Linked DNA regions of Homo sapiens: region 1 is linked to region 2. A link is a contact called in ENCODE Hi-C or POLR2A ChIA-PET data. All regions are on one chromosome and are shown on one strand. The core of a region is the stretch at or near the end of the contact, and the rest is flanking DNA. Distances in the headings are between cores, read along the strand shown.

What was found. Hi-C counts contacts between places; a loop is a spot of excess contacts on that map. ChIA-PET counts read pairs that join two places held with the same protein, here RNA polymerase II (POLR2A). Pooled maps may share reads with other maps.
Region 1: a loop to region 2 is called in a map of naive thymus-derived CD4-positive, alpha-beta T cell, with 1.9 times the contacts of the local background. The contact joins two enhancer-like sites. A Hi-C loop is called at or near these places in 12 of 168 maps with a recorded cell type or tissue (CD4-positive, alpha-beta memory T cell, GM12878, cardiac septum and 8 more), 4 of 37 single-sample maps with no recorded cell type and 11 of 50 pooled maps. POLR2A ChIA-PET finds 5 or more read pairs at or near these places in 15 of 52 experiments (CD4-positive, alpha-beta T cell, CD4-positive, alpha-beta memory T cell, PC-9 and 10 more).

What each region holds. Positions count from the first base shown.
Region 1 is chr17:17,178,236-17,185,344 of GRCh38, forward strand. MPRIP (myosin phosphatase Rho interacting protein) reads left to right here. Exons shown (of 24, transcript NM_001364716.4): 23 at 1,768-1,853; 24 at 6,588-7,109. The coding sequence ends at 6,659. It also overlaps the pseudogene RN7SL775P. Among named protein-coding and RNA genes, the nearest start is that of PLD6, 25 kb to the right of the region's middle. RefSeq lists an enhancer at 6,566-7,066. Within about 2 kb of position 4,401, at least 6 of the 41 ENCODE cell types and tissues checked have a DNase peak (open chromatin) inside an H3K27ac peak, as active enhancers do.
Region 2 is chr17:17,138,472-17,145,917 of GRCh38, forward strand. It overlaps MPRIP (myosin phosphatase Rho interacting protein), which reads left to right. Exons shown (of 24, transcript NM_001364716.4): 8 at 4,156-4,294; 9 at 5,085-5,198. Among named protein-coding and RNA genes, the nearest start is that of PLD6, 64 kb to the right of the region's middle. RefSeq lists enhancers at 151-240, 2,199-2,789, 3,490-4,032, 4,033-4,574. Within about 2 kb of position 3,889, at least 6 of the 41 ENCODE cell types and tissues checked have a DNase peak (open chromatin) inside an H3K27ac peak, as active enhancers do.

The sequences.
Region 1 (7,109 bases), core at 3,151-5,650, 40 kb after region 2:
TTTCATTTGACCTTCATCTTGATTTTTTATACAGAGACGCACAAACAGGAAAAGATGTGCTAGCTCACTAATATCAAAAAAGAAAAAATCAACTTTTTTTCTGTCAGGCAAGGAATAGTGATTATGTACTGACAGATGCTGGGAGGAAGACTTCATTTTTCCATAAATACCTTGAGTAGTCAGGCTTGGTGGTAGGCCTGGCTACCCAGGAGGCTGAGGTGGGAGGATCACTTGAGCCCAGGAGTTCTAGGCAGTCACACACAAAGCTAAGTCGATCAGGTGTCCACACTAAGTTTGGCATCAATATGGTGACCTCCTGCGAGTAGGGGATCACCAGGTTGCCTAAGGAGGGGTGAACTGGCTCAGGTCAAAATGAAAGAGGTCAAAACTCCTGTGCTGGCCAGGTGCAGTGGCTCACACCTGTAATCCCAGCACTTTGGGAAGCTAGGTGGGCAGATCACTTGATCTCAAAAGTTCAAGACCAGCCTGGGCAACATGGCAAAACCCTGTCTCTACAAAAAATACAAAAAAACTAGCTGGGACTGCTGGCATGCACCTGTAGTCCCAGCGCTACTTGGGAGGCTGAGGTGGGAGGATCACTTAAGCCCAGCAGGTGGAAATGGCAGTGAGCCATGATTACACTGCTGCACTCCAGCCTGGGTGACAGAATGAGACCCTGCCTCAAAAAAAAAAGAAAAAAAAAACCTGTGCTGACCTGTGGTGGAATCACACCTGTGAATAGGCACTGCATTCTAGTCTGGGCAACACAGCAAGAATCTGTCTCTTAAAAGAAACAGAGGGCGGGCGTGGTGGCACCCGCCTGTAATCCCAGCACTTTGGGAGGTTGAGGCGGGTGGATCACGAGGTCAGGAATTCGAGACCAGTCTGGCCAACATTGTGAAACCCCGTCTCTACTAAAAATACAAAAATTAGCTGGACATGGTGGCACATGCCTGTAATCCCAGCACTTTGGGAGGTTGAGGCGGGTGGATCACGAGGTCAGGAGTTCGAGACCAGTCTGGCCAACATTGTGAAACCCCGTCTCTACTAAAAATACAAAAATTAGCTGGACATGGTGGCACGCACCTGTAGTCCCAGCTACTCGGGAGGCTGAGGCAGGAGAATCGCTTGAACCCAGGAGGCAGAGGTTGCAGTGAGCTGCTGAGTTTGTGCCACTGCACTCCAGCCTGGCGACAGAGCAAGACTCCATCTCAAAAAAAAAAAAAAAAAGCAAAACAAAAAACCCCACACATGCACAGGATGTGTGATATGACTCAGTATCTGTTTGTGTTACAGGTACTTAAGTAGACATTTCTAAGAAGCCTAAAGGACTGCTATCTGGGTGGGTGGACAATGAGAAGGCCTTGGCCTTATCATCTTGCTTTAGACAGCCCTGTGCTACCAGGAGGAAGGTAGAGAATCATGGATAATGGGGGTAGGGGTCTGCTCAGCATTGAGGTCCCACACCAGAGTGAGGGGACCAAGTCCCTTTGAAGGGAATGCTGTTGTGGGCTACAGTCACAGTGCAGGAAGCCCTGGCGGGGCCCCACATACACATTCTCCCATTGTGCTGGTGTTTTATGGTGGTCTGAAGAGATCTAGCATGTTTTATGGTTATTGGCTTTGAATTCCCTTAGAGTTGTTTAAGGAATTGTCCTAAGTATGCTGCAGTAGGAAGCTTGGGAAATGTTTCAGGATTTAGTCTGGTTCCAGAGGGTTTTAGAAAGCAAAGGTAACAGGTCTGTTTGTTTTCATTATATACCGCAGATATAATGAAATCTAAAAGCAACCCTGACTTCTTGAAGAAAGACAGATCCTGTGTCACCCGGCAACTCAGAAACATCAGGTCCAAGGTGAGTCTGGGGTCCAGCCCCCTGGTGGGAGGGGCTTGAGGGACACTGGGGAGAGTAGCCCAAATTGAAGTATGAGTGCTCCCATGGGCCACAGCTGCCAAAGCCCCAGGGCCCAGCACTGAGCCAGCCCGAGCTCACCCTGCTGGGCTGGTTCTGGTGGCTTTGAGCTCTGTGTCTGTCTTGGAGCCACCTCCTGGCAATGACACTGACAGGCCAGGGCTGTGAAGAGCAGTGCTTGGCATGATCAGCTCCTGCCTCGAGGCCAGGTTTCACCCAGCCCTGCTCATGTCGGCCTGCTGTCAGCTGTGCCTGTGTTGTTCCTTGCACATCACTGTTGTGACACTGGTGCCGCCTCCAAGAGATGATGCTGCCTGCTCTTGTTCCCCAGCCAGGAAGCAGTACATCTTTAGTGTGCTGTCCAGAGCCAGCCATGCACAGGAGGGCGGGCGGAGGTGGGAGCGGCACCGCGTGTGTTTGGGATTGGTTGTGTGTCTCATGTCTGCTCTCTCCTCTGACAGTCCGTAATTGAGCAGGTCTCGTGGGATACCTGAAATGCACCCGCTTCCCGGCCCATGCAGGAGGTAAACCGCCTCTCCCACCGCCTGCATGCACTGCTCACACCCCCATGGCAAACGCCTGTGTCATGGTTACTTTATTTCAATTCATCCTGCTCCAACAAACACATACCAAATCCAAGTGAGGTTTCTTTAACCTGCTCTGGGGAGTTAATTGGCACTCTAACCTCTTAACAGAGATGACCCTGGCAGTGAGGTGCTCCTCTAGCCTGGTGGGCAGGCAGAGAGCCAGGCACCCATCAGCATGCATGTTGGATAATCTGTGCACAACGGCTGAACTCACTCCACCCCCTCAGGGGACACTTGTCTTGCCCTCTGTCACGAGGTGGAATTTACAGATGTCCACACTGGCAAGTGAAGTCTACCGTCACCAAAGGCCTCGCCCACCTAGTGAGCCACTTAGTGGCCTCTGTCTGTCAAGGCTAACAGGGTGGTCATTCTAGGAATGGATAAACCAGGACTAGAGCTTGGTGAAGATGGTTCAGAAGAGCGTGATAACTACAAGCAATAGGGGCGAAATATTTACCAGTATTTTTTTTTTTAATAAAACAAAAGCTTCTCACTAGGTGCCATTGAAGGCCCTATGCCAGAGAGGAGGTGGGGGAGGGCCCATGGTGGGAGACACCCTGAGAATGAGTAGTTGCCGGCTCAGTAGCTTGATCTCGTTCATCCCGGAATGAGAACATGGAGGAAAGCAAGAACCACGTCTTCCTCCCCATGCTGGCCCTTTCTCAGGCACACCCACAGCACCCCGCCGTCCGAAGGACTTCATCCTGAGGCTTGGTTAAAGAGTTGAAGGTTTTAAGCCTAGTCAGTTTGGTTTTATTTTTCTACAGTTCTAAGTCCCCTATACCCAAATATGGTTTAGGCTTGATTGAAAACTTAGCTTGGGCATTTTTCTTTAAACATAACGTTTTGTTTAGCAAAAGGAAACTTGTTCTTTTTTGGTTCACGGTTTTCTTACTGAAGATTCTACTACTTATTTGAGGCTAAACTGTAGCTAGTATCTTTGAGCTTTTCTTGAAGGAGTTTGAAGTTCACTATTAGTGATTTGGGCTTTTGGACCATGTCTATAAGTGACATGGGACCGGCTGTCACTGACAGGACCCTTCCAGGGAGGCTGTGCAACACCCACGGGCCCCTGACAGTAACTCTGTGCAGTGAGTGGGTGGGGGCCTCTCACAGTGGCTGGGAACCAGCCAGAGCAGGGATGAGGGAGCAGACTGTCTGGGCCCCAGGGCAGACTGAAAAGGATGGAGAGAAACCCCAGGATGGGGTCCTCCTCCTTATGTGTTTTTAAGTTGATGTTTGGCTTGGCTGGGTTTCCGTAATAAAAATCCTTGGAGTGCAGGGCTAGTCCTGCTGGCCCCAGCAGAAAGTCGAGGACTTCCTAGATGTCTGTGGTGCAACAGGGCAGGATGGGGCCGTGTTCGCGCTCCCAGGAGACATTAGGAGGCACAGGCATGGGTGGGTGTCATCCTTTTCCTCAACTGTATCTGAAGACTCCACCCAACCCTTCAAGAAGATGGAAATGCAGTTGCCCAGAAACCGTACTTCTCAGTGGTGTTTTTTGATGTGGCATCTGATGTGCACTGATCTGTGTCTTTTGTTCTGTTCTGTTTTTCTGTCCTGCCTCGCTCGAAAGGACCGCAAGTCTCAGCTGCTACAAAATCAAAGACAGCAAGTTGCTTAGGAGCAGCACAGCCTTTTCTGGGATTGAGACCAGAGAATGCTTCCCTCGGGGTTCTTAAGGGGCCCCCGTGTCTGTGGTCAGCTCAGTATGTGGGGCTACAGGAGGCACTCAGTGGAGACAACAGCCTAGGGGGAGATGAACCCCAGAGGGAGCTGGCTGAGCCTTGGGCTGAGCAGCCACCGGGAGAGAATCCAGAGGACGTAGAGAGAGAAACAGCCTCCTGCAGCCAGTGTGGGAATAACGTAGGGGATTTCACTTACTTCCCACCCTTGGAATTGTAGCAAGCCCAGCATCACCTGAGCCTGAGCTCTGCCCTTTGTCACTGGGGCAGGAGCCAGTAGCGAGCATGCTGGGTGCTGTGGCTGTCAGGGCGCTCCCCTCCCCTGGGCCTGCTGTAGCAGGAATCTGGGGCTTCTGACGCAGTGCCTGCAAGGAGCAAACCCAGGCCTTAGGAGTGATCAAACTCACTACAGTCCTGACAGAAAGTCCCCAACAAGCAGGAACCGGGATGTCAGTGACATCCCCCAGCCATGCTCCGGGGCCTGCCTCTGAGTAGCACTTAGGCTCAGGGCTGCCTGCCTGGCTTGGCCCCAGCCCCTTCAATGGTGACCAGATGTCTACCCAGGTCCTCTGCAAGACTGACTGCTGTGAGAACCCTGCACTCTGTGGGGAGGGACCCCCCAAGGGCACCTGGAAGCAGGCATGGGTGTTGAGGTACATCTGGGCTCAGAATGGGAGATGGATTTTCCCCCCATTCCCCCAGCCACTCTCTGTGGCAGGCTTCCAAAGAAACCCTCTCAGAAACACACAATTATCAAGCTGTGACAACTGCTTGAGGTGAGGCTCACCTGGACCAGTGAGGTTGTTTGTTTGTTTTGAGACGGAGTCTCGCTCTGTCGCCCAGGCTAGAGTGCAGTGGCGCGATCTCTGCTCACTGCAAGCTCCGCCTCCCGGGTTCACGCCATTCTCCTGCCTCAGCCTCCCATGTAGCTGGGACTACAGGCGCCTGCCACCACGCCCAGCTAATTTTTTGTATTTTTTAGTAGAGACGGGGTTTCACTGTGTTAGCCAGGATGGTCTCGATCTCCTGACATCGTGATCTGCCCGCCTCGGCCTCCCAAAGTGCTGGGATTACAGGCGTGAGCCACCGCGCCCGGCCTGGACCAGTGAGTTTTAAAATGCTTAGCAGCAGAACCCTGTATTTAAAAATCACATTGTTTATTTATTTACACAGACACATAGCTCCAGAATATAGCAAACAAGCAGGTCTGTTCTGGGTAGAGCTGGGTGGGGTGGGGGACAGTGGAGCTCCCCCTTCCCTTGAGCTTTGGAGGGAGCCTCAAGCTGACCAGCCCATGCTCAGTCCCCAGTCTATCACACCAGAGTCTCCAGGACAGTGCCAGAGTGTGCCTGAGCCTAAGCTGGCGACTTCCCAGTAGATGGGGTACAGCCTGCAGTTTCACGTTGCTCAGGTTTTTGGTTGAAACTGGTAGAATCAGGCAGACCCTGAGCTAGAGCCCATCCCTTCAGCTTCCAGTTTCTCAGTAAAGCCTGTACCTGCACCAGCTCTGGCAAGGGTAAGCCACAGGGAGTCAGCAGGGCTGAGTGTGATGGCGACACTTAGCGTGAAGAGGGAGATAAGTGAAGAGCCACAGCACTTTCCAGTCAGTACTGGAATGCCCTTCATTTCCAGTCATTCTCTGAAAAGTGCTCTTCCTTTTCTTATTCAGAAATTAAATCATTGAGGAAAGTCTGTAAGAATGAGATGGGAAATACTCTGTCCCCTAGTTAGTAAGATCTCATTCATCTCTGGACATACAGATTTAAGCTTTAGCAAGATTCCACGTGAACAGAGTATTGGTTTTATGTTTTGAAAATCTTACTAGATACGTTGGCGTGTTCCCACATCCCCATAACACTCACAGGCCTCTGATGAGGGAATGCCAGAAATGGGTCTGAGGGCAGCAGGTGCTGCGGAGGCACTGTAGGAGCGAGGCCCTGTCCCGGGACACCCATCCTGCTGGGGATTCCCTGGAGCATCTGGTCCTCCTCAGCTGAGGCTGTCAGGTGAAGAATCTCTGGAGCTGGATGTGGACAAATCCATTCACAAGACAAGACACGGGGATGGGCAGTCTCCTTGCTCATTGCACTGTTTTCCCTGGCTGGATTCGTTTGATCACTGCTTCTCTAAAGAGCCCTAAGCTCAGAATTTAGCTGCTTAAACACATGGTCTTGTCTCTCTGATTTTTTTTTCCTTTTTCATCCAAGTAATTTTGTGAAGGGGAAAACATCCTCCAATAACAGCATTTCCCGGGGACTCTCCTCCTGGCATGCCCACTAACCGCACCTGCACCCGGCTCTCTGACTGATGCCGGCTCCACCAGCGGTCCGGTCTGGTCCGGTCCGGTCCAGTGCAGGGGGTCTAACGGTGTGTTTATTTTCTCCTCCTGCTCTGTCTCTACCCAGAGTCTGAAGGAAGGCCTGACGGTGCAAGAACGGTTGAAGCTCTTTGAATCCAGGGACTTGAAGAAAGACTAGGTGTGTCCCATCCAAGTTGAGCACGCGCCTTCCCCAGCTTGCAGCAGCACACCCCAAGCGCTGCTTTTCACCTGTACCTTTGTTTTATTATTATTATTATTATTGCTGTTGTTGTCATCGTTAACTGTGGGCATGGAATGCGTGAGGCTGGCTTCTGGGTTGTCCACACCACTCTCTGCTGTGTTGACTTCCTGTTGTCTTCATCAAAGCTTTTTTCCGTGGTATTCTAAAATTAGGCCAGCAGTGGGGGCTGGGAGGGCATCTGTGTTAGTCCTTTCCTGGCTGTGACCCGCCACACTCACTGTCAGTATTAAGGCCCAGCAGCCTGTTGATAAGCTACCCTGTCTCACCATGTGCTGGTGTGGAAACGGGGCCCAGCCAGCACGCCTCAAGGTAGATGGAATCCCCACTGGTCAGAGAAAAAGCTATGCGGACACTCCAGCTTGGCCT
Region 2 (7,446 bases), core at 2,639-5,138:
ATGCACTTCCACCCACGCACATACACTCATACTCTCTGTTTCTCTCACATACAGTCCCCAAGCCTCCCTTGGCGGAGCATGCTTTCTGTTCAGAGCATAGGGGTATTTTCCCTCTGGGCCCAGAACTCAGCTCTAGTAGCCAGAATGCAGAATTTCTGAGCATCAGAGGTCGACGCCAAGAATAGCAGTTTTCACATCAGTGCCTCCTAGGACTGGGACCTTAAGGTTCCCTGATGGGTTCTCAGCTGCCTGGTCCTTGTGGGGCTGGATCTTTTCCTCCTGGGCCATTTCTATTCTCTGAAGTGGCATGGAGGCAGGGAGTCCCTAGAGCTACATGTGGTGACAGAGGCGCTCCTCACCCTGGCAGTCCCAGGGTGGGCAAAGGGCACTGAGAGGTTCAGAGGCAGACAGGCATGCCCAGGAAGGTGGGGGCAGCACAGGTTCCTCTCTCAAGGACATGCTCCCTGGGGAGCCACAGCCCCAGGAAACCTGAGGCAACCTGTGAAGCAGCTGAGCACCAAATAGCATTGCTTTTGCCCTCCAGGGGAGCATTGCTTTTTGCCCTCTAAGACTTTGACTGGCTGGAGAGAGAGAAAGTTTGGACATCCGGGCCTAGGGCAGGGACCAGGGGCACAGGTGCAGAACTTGACTGCTGCCGAAGAAGATGAGGGCCCATGCCCTGCCCTGCCCTTGTTCTCCAGAGTTTCCTGGAGAACTAGAGAAAGAGTTGGATGTCCTCTGAGGCCTCCAAGCCCAAATCCAGACGCAAGTGCCCAAGCACGCCTTCAATCAGGCTTGCACCCCTGCATCTGTATACTGAGGCTTTGCCTTGACAGCAGGGTTCCTCAGCCAGGTTTATGGATAGACTTACAGACTTCTGGAGGTCCATGATGACCTGCCCCCTCAATAAAACAATTTCACAGTATTCTTCCCAGAAGAGAGTTAGGGTTAGGCACTCTTCTGGGAAGAAGACCCATAGTTTTCATTAGGTTCCCAAGGTTCACTGTCCAGAAAAGAGGTTCAAACCATAGTTCTGGAAGTCTTCTCAGAGTGTCCTCCCTTCCCCAGCCACAACCTGGAGCTCAGAGTTAGAGACGCTACCAGGAGGGACAGGTGAAGGCAGCCATGGGCTCCCGTGCCTCGAAGGGCAGGTGGAGGGAAGTGTCTTTACATCCTGCCCCCTTTTCTTCTGAGCACCCACCATTGGCTGACAGCCCACCCACTCTTCCAAACGTCCCAGATGAAAAGGCCTGTGAGCCTGCAGGTTAGTCTCCAGGATAAGGAAGCATCTCCCAGAGATACTGCTGGTGAGAGGAAAATGACACGTTGACTTCCTAGGGAAAGGAAGGGCAGCCAAGTGGTTCCCAGCCCCTGCCTAGTGCCCCAGGGTGCTCTGCTAAGCACTTGGCTGCCTTAATGTTTCATAGTAGCCTGATGAGGATCTGTTACTACCGCCCCCAGTTATAGATGTGAAAACTGAGGCTCAGGAGTAGGTGACTTCTCAACAATGGATAGCTGGTGCAGATCCCAGTGGGGCCTTAGCCAGGAAGTCCCTGCTCCCATCCTGTGATCCAGGACTGATGCCAAGGATGCTCTTTTAAGCAATTAAGAAAATATATAAGTAAAGGGTTTTGCTAGAGAGAGGAGGAGGCCAGTGGGTGGGCAGGGGAGGCTTCATGCTGGCTGGCAAGCAGGCTGTGTGTCGTGGTGGCTCCAGAGCAGGATCAGCTATGTCCTGGTTTAGCGCCAGACCACAGAATTAGCATTCAGCACACCTGCTTGGCTTGGCTTCTTCTCGGAGAGACTCCTTTTGAACTCGTTCTTGTCTCCTGTCGCCTGGGACAGGTGCAGTCTCTGGGGCTTTGTACTCTGCATGCACTGCCACACGGGGATGGGTTTTCACCTGGTGCTGGCCCCACCCCCCACCAGTTCTGCATACTAATACTGCAGCATCCCTTTCTCCTGACCCTGGTGACATCTGATTGGCTGCTGTCGCTTTCTGAGGCCTGCTCACTGGATCCCTAGTAGCCCACCCTGTGCTTGGTTGGATTCCTGTCCCCTGGTTGATTAGAGCAGAATCTCCAAATTGGCAAGAGATTCTTGGCCACACCTACCTGAAATGGCAGCCACAATAGGTGTGCCCAGGAGCCAGACTGCTGGGACCACAGGGTTGGTTTTTTGACAAGCCACAGTCATCTAGGCAAGCCTATCTGAACCTGACCGGTTCTGGGCTTCGATGTGTCCGTTCCTCAGACTTCCAGAGTGTTTCTTGGATAGTGAGTCACCTCTGGCTGCTGAGTGGGGGAAGTTGTTTTCCTGGTTGGCCTGCTGGTGACTGGCAGCAAGGACAGCTCCCCATGTAGCCCTAACCCCCCTGCCCTCAGCACAGCGGTTAGTGCCCTGGGAACCCTGGAGCTGCAGGGTGCAGGCCCCGTTTTCTGTGCTGACCAGTAAGGTGCTTGCTGTCCCACCTGCAGCTTCCAGGGCACCAAGTAATAACTTTCCACCTCGCCCAGTAGATCAGGGCAGCCAGTGTGCGAGCCTGTGGTCTTACAGGATCTCCCCAGGCCCCCATGCAGAGTGACTGTAGCAAGTGCCTTTCCTCTTCTCCACCACGACTCCTCTGTCTGGATCCCCACAGTACCACGGCATGCGATTTGCATGAGGTTAAAGCCCAGCAGTTCCTCACTGCTTTCCTGGGGCTTTCTAGGCCCCAGTGTTGGGCAGAGGAGCCCTCATCCTGGAAGTGGCCTGTTGGTGAGCCTTGAATCTCACCAAGATCCCACCACAATCGCTCAAGTGTGGTGGACGCCTGGCTTGCACTTACCAAGCTTTCCCTGGGTGTCCTGGAACTCCAGCAGCTTCCTTAGCTTCCTGCTCTCACAATGCCGCGGCCTCTGCTGCTCCCCTACCCCAGCGCCTGCCTCCGCTGCTGGTTCTAGCAGGCTGGCCCGGCACAAGCTTCTTTCCTGAGGAAGACACTTTGTGTCTAAGCACAGGGAGGAAGCTGAGCTGAGGAAGACACTTTGTGTCTAAGCGCAGGGAGGAAGCAGAGCCCGGGGCCCTCGCCCTCCTCTCTCCGGGGGTGAAGACGCCTTAGGCAGCCAGTTTTCCCTCGCACTCCCTGAGAAGCAGCTGGCCTCTTGGGGGAGGTGGGGTCTCAGGAATTGATCTTGTTTCCTCTCTTCCTTGTGGAGATAATTAGGCTTCCAGGCTTGGGAGCCCTTCACCCACTTCCTCTGGGTTCTTATCCTCTTGTCCAGAGCAGCAGTGACACCCTCCCCGCCAGGTAACTTAGGTGCCCCTGGGAGAACAGGCCCGGCCCTGTGAGCTGAGCCTCAGCTGGTGCGTCCCCCACCTCTGACCCCACCAGGGTGACTTCTTGCAGCTGGAGGACAATCATGGTCTCTCTCCCTCTTCAGTGATTACCTTGGGTTTTTGCTTCTTTAATTCTTTGGATAATTTTGGTTCACCATTATTTGATTTGAAAAAGCAGCGCTCTTCCATGTATTCATTTCCCAGCCTTGTTTTCTTTCAGGTCTTGCCTCTGCGCTCTCCTGCTGTGCCGCTGGGTGGCGCTGCGCCTCCTCCACCCGCTTCGCCCCCATCTAAGCTCCGTCTCCGGCCGTAGACAGCCTGAGGAGGCCGCCAGCCCTTTCACATGAAATCAGCCTGCTTTGTTTTTGTTTTAATTTGGTCTTTGATTCCTTTTACTGTTGGCAGAAACAATGTTAATTCCTGGGCCTCTTCCTTGCTAAATTTTGGGGTGGGGGGTGCACTGTGATCCATGAGGGATGCAATGAGAATGGAGGCTGCCTTCCGTGGTGGTGGTTGCCTTTTGATCATGTCTGTGGCTCAGGAGAGGCTGCCGGGTGCCAAGCTGTGTGAATGCCGAGTGGGTCAGCACCACAGAGCCTGCAGGGCCTCTAGCGCGGGGGCAGAGGGTAGGGGCAAGCGCAGGCCTGATGGGAGGGAGGGCCGTGGAGGGGTGCAGGCAGAGCTCGGGTCAGCTGAGCACGTGTCTAGACAACCTCGGTGCTGTGCAAGCCTGAGGGGAATCAGGCCCGGGCCAGGCCGGGCATGGGAGGAGTCGGCTCACTGCCACCTCACAGCTCACCTCACTGCCACCTCAGGGCCTCGTGTCCTCTCTTGCAGGAGGTCCCAGGTGATTGAAAAGTTTGAGGCCTTGGACATTGAGAAGGCAGAGCACATGGAGACCAATGCAGTGGGGCCCTCACCATCCAGCGACACACGCCAGGGCCGCAGCGAGAAGAGGGCGTTCCCTAGGAAGCGGGTGAGCTCCTGGGGCTGGGCAGCACCTCAGGGGTGGCTCGGGGGCGGGTCAGCATGCACCCCATGCGCCAAGTCCCCTCCACACAGGCCTGGGATGTGCTCCTGCCAGGCTTCTCTCCAACCACCTCCTCTGCATAGTGACTTCTTGAGAGCAGGCCTGTCTCCTGCAGCTTCATATCAGAGCCTTCTCCGTCTCTGCTGAAGGATATTCTCATGCATTTTAGATCCCAGATTTAATTAGGATCACTCTCTTCCTATCTGAGACAGCCCAGCAACAAGGCTGAATGTCACACCTTCCTAACTCTTTCTTTCAGTACAACTACACCCCTCGTTTCTCCACTCAGCCCAAGGTAGACTCGGCTTCTGAAATCCTCCTGGGCACCCGCCTGCTGCTTTTGTAGCCGGCCAAGTCTAAGCTCATCTTCTCCTGGCTTCTCTCTTGTTCACAAGGTGCCTAGTGCCTACTGTCTGGCCCACAGCTTGCCACCTGCCACCACAGAGCCCAGGGCTCTTCCTTCTGTGACCCAGAGAAGCTGGAGGATGGGGTGGGGCCAGGAAAGTGACAGTGACTGGGAATCCAAAAGAAAAGGCTGCTCTATCAACCAGGGCATCTCAGGACCCGGGTCCTGTCCTGGCCCTGCTGCAGACTTGCTATGGTGGCTAGGCAGATCACTGCCCCTCGCCAGGAGCAAGGCCCTGGCGGCTCTTGGAGGGGTGGACAGCACCAGCTCGTCCCTCACATGCCCACATTGCCCTGGGCTGCACTGACCAGCGGCTGCTCTCTGCCACAGGACTTCACCAATGAAGCCCCCCCAGCTCCTCTCCCAGACGCCTCGGCTTCCCCCCTGTCTCCACACCGAAGAGCCAAGTCACTGGACAGGAGGTCCACGGAGCCCTCCGTGACGGTGAGCCCAGGCGCCGCGTCCTCCGGAGGCCGTGCTCCTCTGCTTCTGGTCACTCTGAGGCGCTGTCTGTTTCTGTCTATGCGTCCATGCCAGCTGTCCCTCTGTGCACAGGCCCTCGTGTCCGTGAGCACCCCCACCCACCGACCCACAGGCCGTCGAACACAGATTCTGTTTCTTCCCTTTTCTGGTCCCAGCAGAACCAAGGGCTCCATGGCATCCTGAGCTCTGGGAGGAGGCCCTGCGGAGGAGGCCACCTCGGGCTAGGCAGACTCCCGACTCTAGGCGGCAGGGCTGCAGCAGGGACCCTCCGCTCCTCTGGCTTTGGGCATTGCTTTTTGTGGCACTTCGGAGGCAGAGGCCACGTCTTGCTGGAGCTTGTCTCGTTCTCCGTGTCATGCCTCAAGTGGAAGAGCAGGCCTTGCACCAGGTTCTCCATGGGCCTCAGAGCTATGACAACAGAGGTGCGGAAGGAGTGGTCAGGGTACAGGAGCAAGGCCAACTCAGCATGCTGACCCAGCTCCTACCCGCTCTGTCTTCAGCCTCCAGGGGAGCCTGGGGCCTGCTCACTGCCTCTTGTCTCCTCCTTGCTGCCTGCACAGCAGCTCACCATGGGCCTCCGGCCTGCCCCAGGGCTTGGGGGCTGCCAACCACAGATTGATGTGTAACATGGAGTGTGAGGAGGAGTAAGGTTTGGGTTTTTCCTTCAGTCTGGGTTTTGCTTCAGGTGTCTTGAACAAAACTCCTTGTTTCTCTGTTAACTTAGCTGGGAGCGCCTTCCCCAACAGAGAACACCAGCAGGGAACCCACCTGCATAGGCCTTGCCATTGGGGTCAGATTGCAGGCTTGGCTTCAATGGCACAACCATGATATGGAAATTACGAGTTTTTGTTAAAGATCTGCAAGCTAGGCCGGGCACGGTGGCTCACGTCTGTAATCCAAGCACTTTGGGAGGCCGAGGTGGGCAGATCACGAGGTCAAGAGATCGAGACCATCCTGACCAACATGGTGAAACACTGACTCTACTAAAAATACAAAAATTAGCTGGGTGTGGTGTCGCGCTCCTGTAGTCCCAGCTATTTGAGAGGCTGAGGCAGGAGAATCGCTTGAACCCGGGAGGCGGAGGTTGCAGTGAGCTGAGATCGCGCCACTGCACTCCGGCCTGGCGACAGAGCGAGACTCCGTCTCAAAAAAAAGAAAGATCTGCAAGCTAAGCAGGCTGTCAGAGAGGGGGCAGGTGGCAGTCCCACGTCTCAGGTCCTGTGCCGCAATGGCAACTACAAGCTTGCAGGAGAGGACCTCCCTATTTAAGGGCTACTTGGGGTAGGGTGTCCTAATTTCACAGTGTTGCTTTTGATTGGGTGCTTCAAATAACTCTGGCGGCAAGGACAGTTGCACAGCTTGGCAGGACGTTGGGGTTGAAACAGGGCTCTGTAGAGGGACTTCTTATCTATCTGGGTCAGTCTTGGCCAGACCTAGGCAGCAGCGGACTGTGGTTCCTTCCTCACTCCTCAGAGACAGGGTTCTGAGCAGAGGCTCCCAGAGCGCTTTGTTCTGGTAGTTATCCTGACAATTCTTGCCTGTTCTCACTCTCACTCCTTGGAATAATACAAACAGACATCAAAGCTAGCTTCTGCTCAGATGGCTGTAGAAAAGAGAGCACCTCGGACCAGAGATAAGGTGACCCATGTCTCTGTGGGGCCAGCCAGGTGGGCTGTAGATGGCAGTGCTGTCTCAGGCTGTTCCTCAGGGCCCAGGTGTGTCTGGGCGGCACAGGTGGAGGAAGGACAAGAGCGCTGTGCCTGGGCGCTGCCCCCCTGTCTGCCATCCTGCTTCTTGTGGGGGAATACAGGTCAAGCCTATTCCTGGTGGAGAAATGGCCTGAGGGTCTCAGCGGGGCTGCAGCTGCTGCTTCCTCAACACCGCACGTCTCTGTTTCCCAGGCTTCCTGTGGCTTCTGCAAGAACTTTTGAATCAATTCTCCTTTCAGCCTTCCCTGCAGATGTTTCCCTTCAAATAAAATGTTCTGTGACTCTTCATCTGGGCTTGTTTTCTGCCTCCCAGATAGGCCCTGTGCAGTGGGCCCTGTACAGGCCGGAGCCCACACTGCTCACAGGGCAATGAGACCATACCTTCTCTCCTGCCAGCCTGCCAAGCCCAGCATCTCCTTCCTCAAGGTCGCGTGTGCCTACAGAAGGCTGGTTGCAGGCAGCACCCACCAGGGTGAGGGGGCTGCACAGGCTTGTCTGGC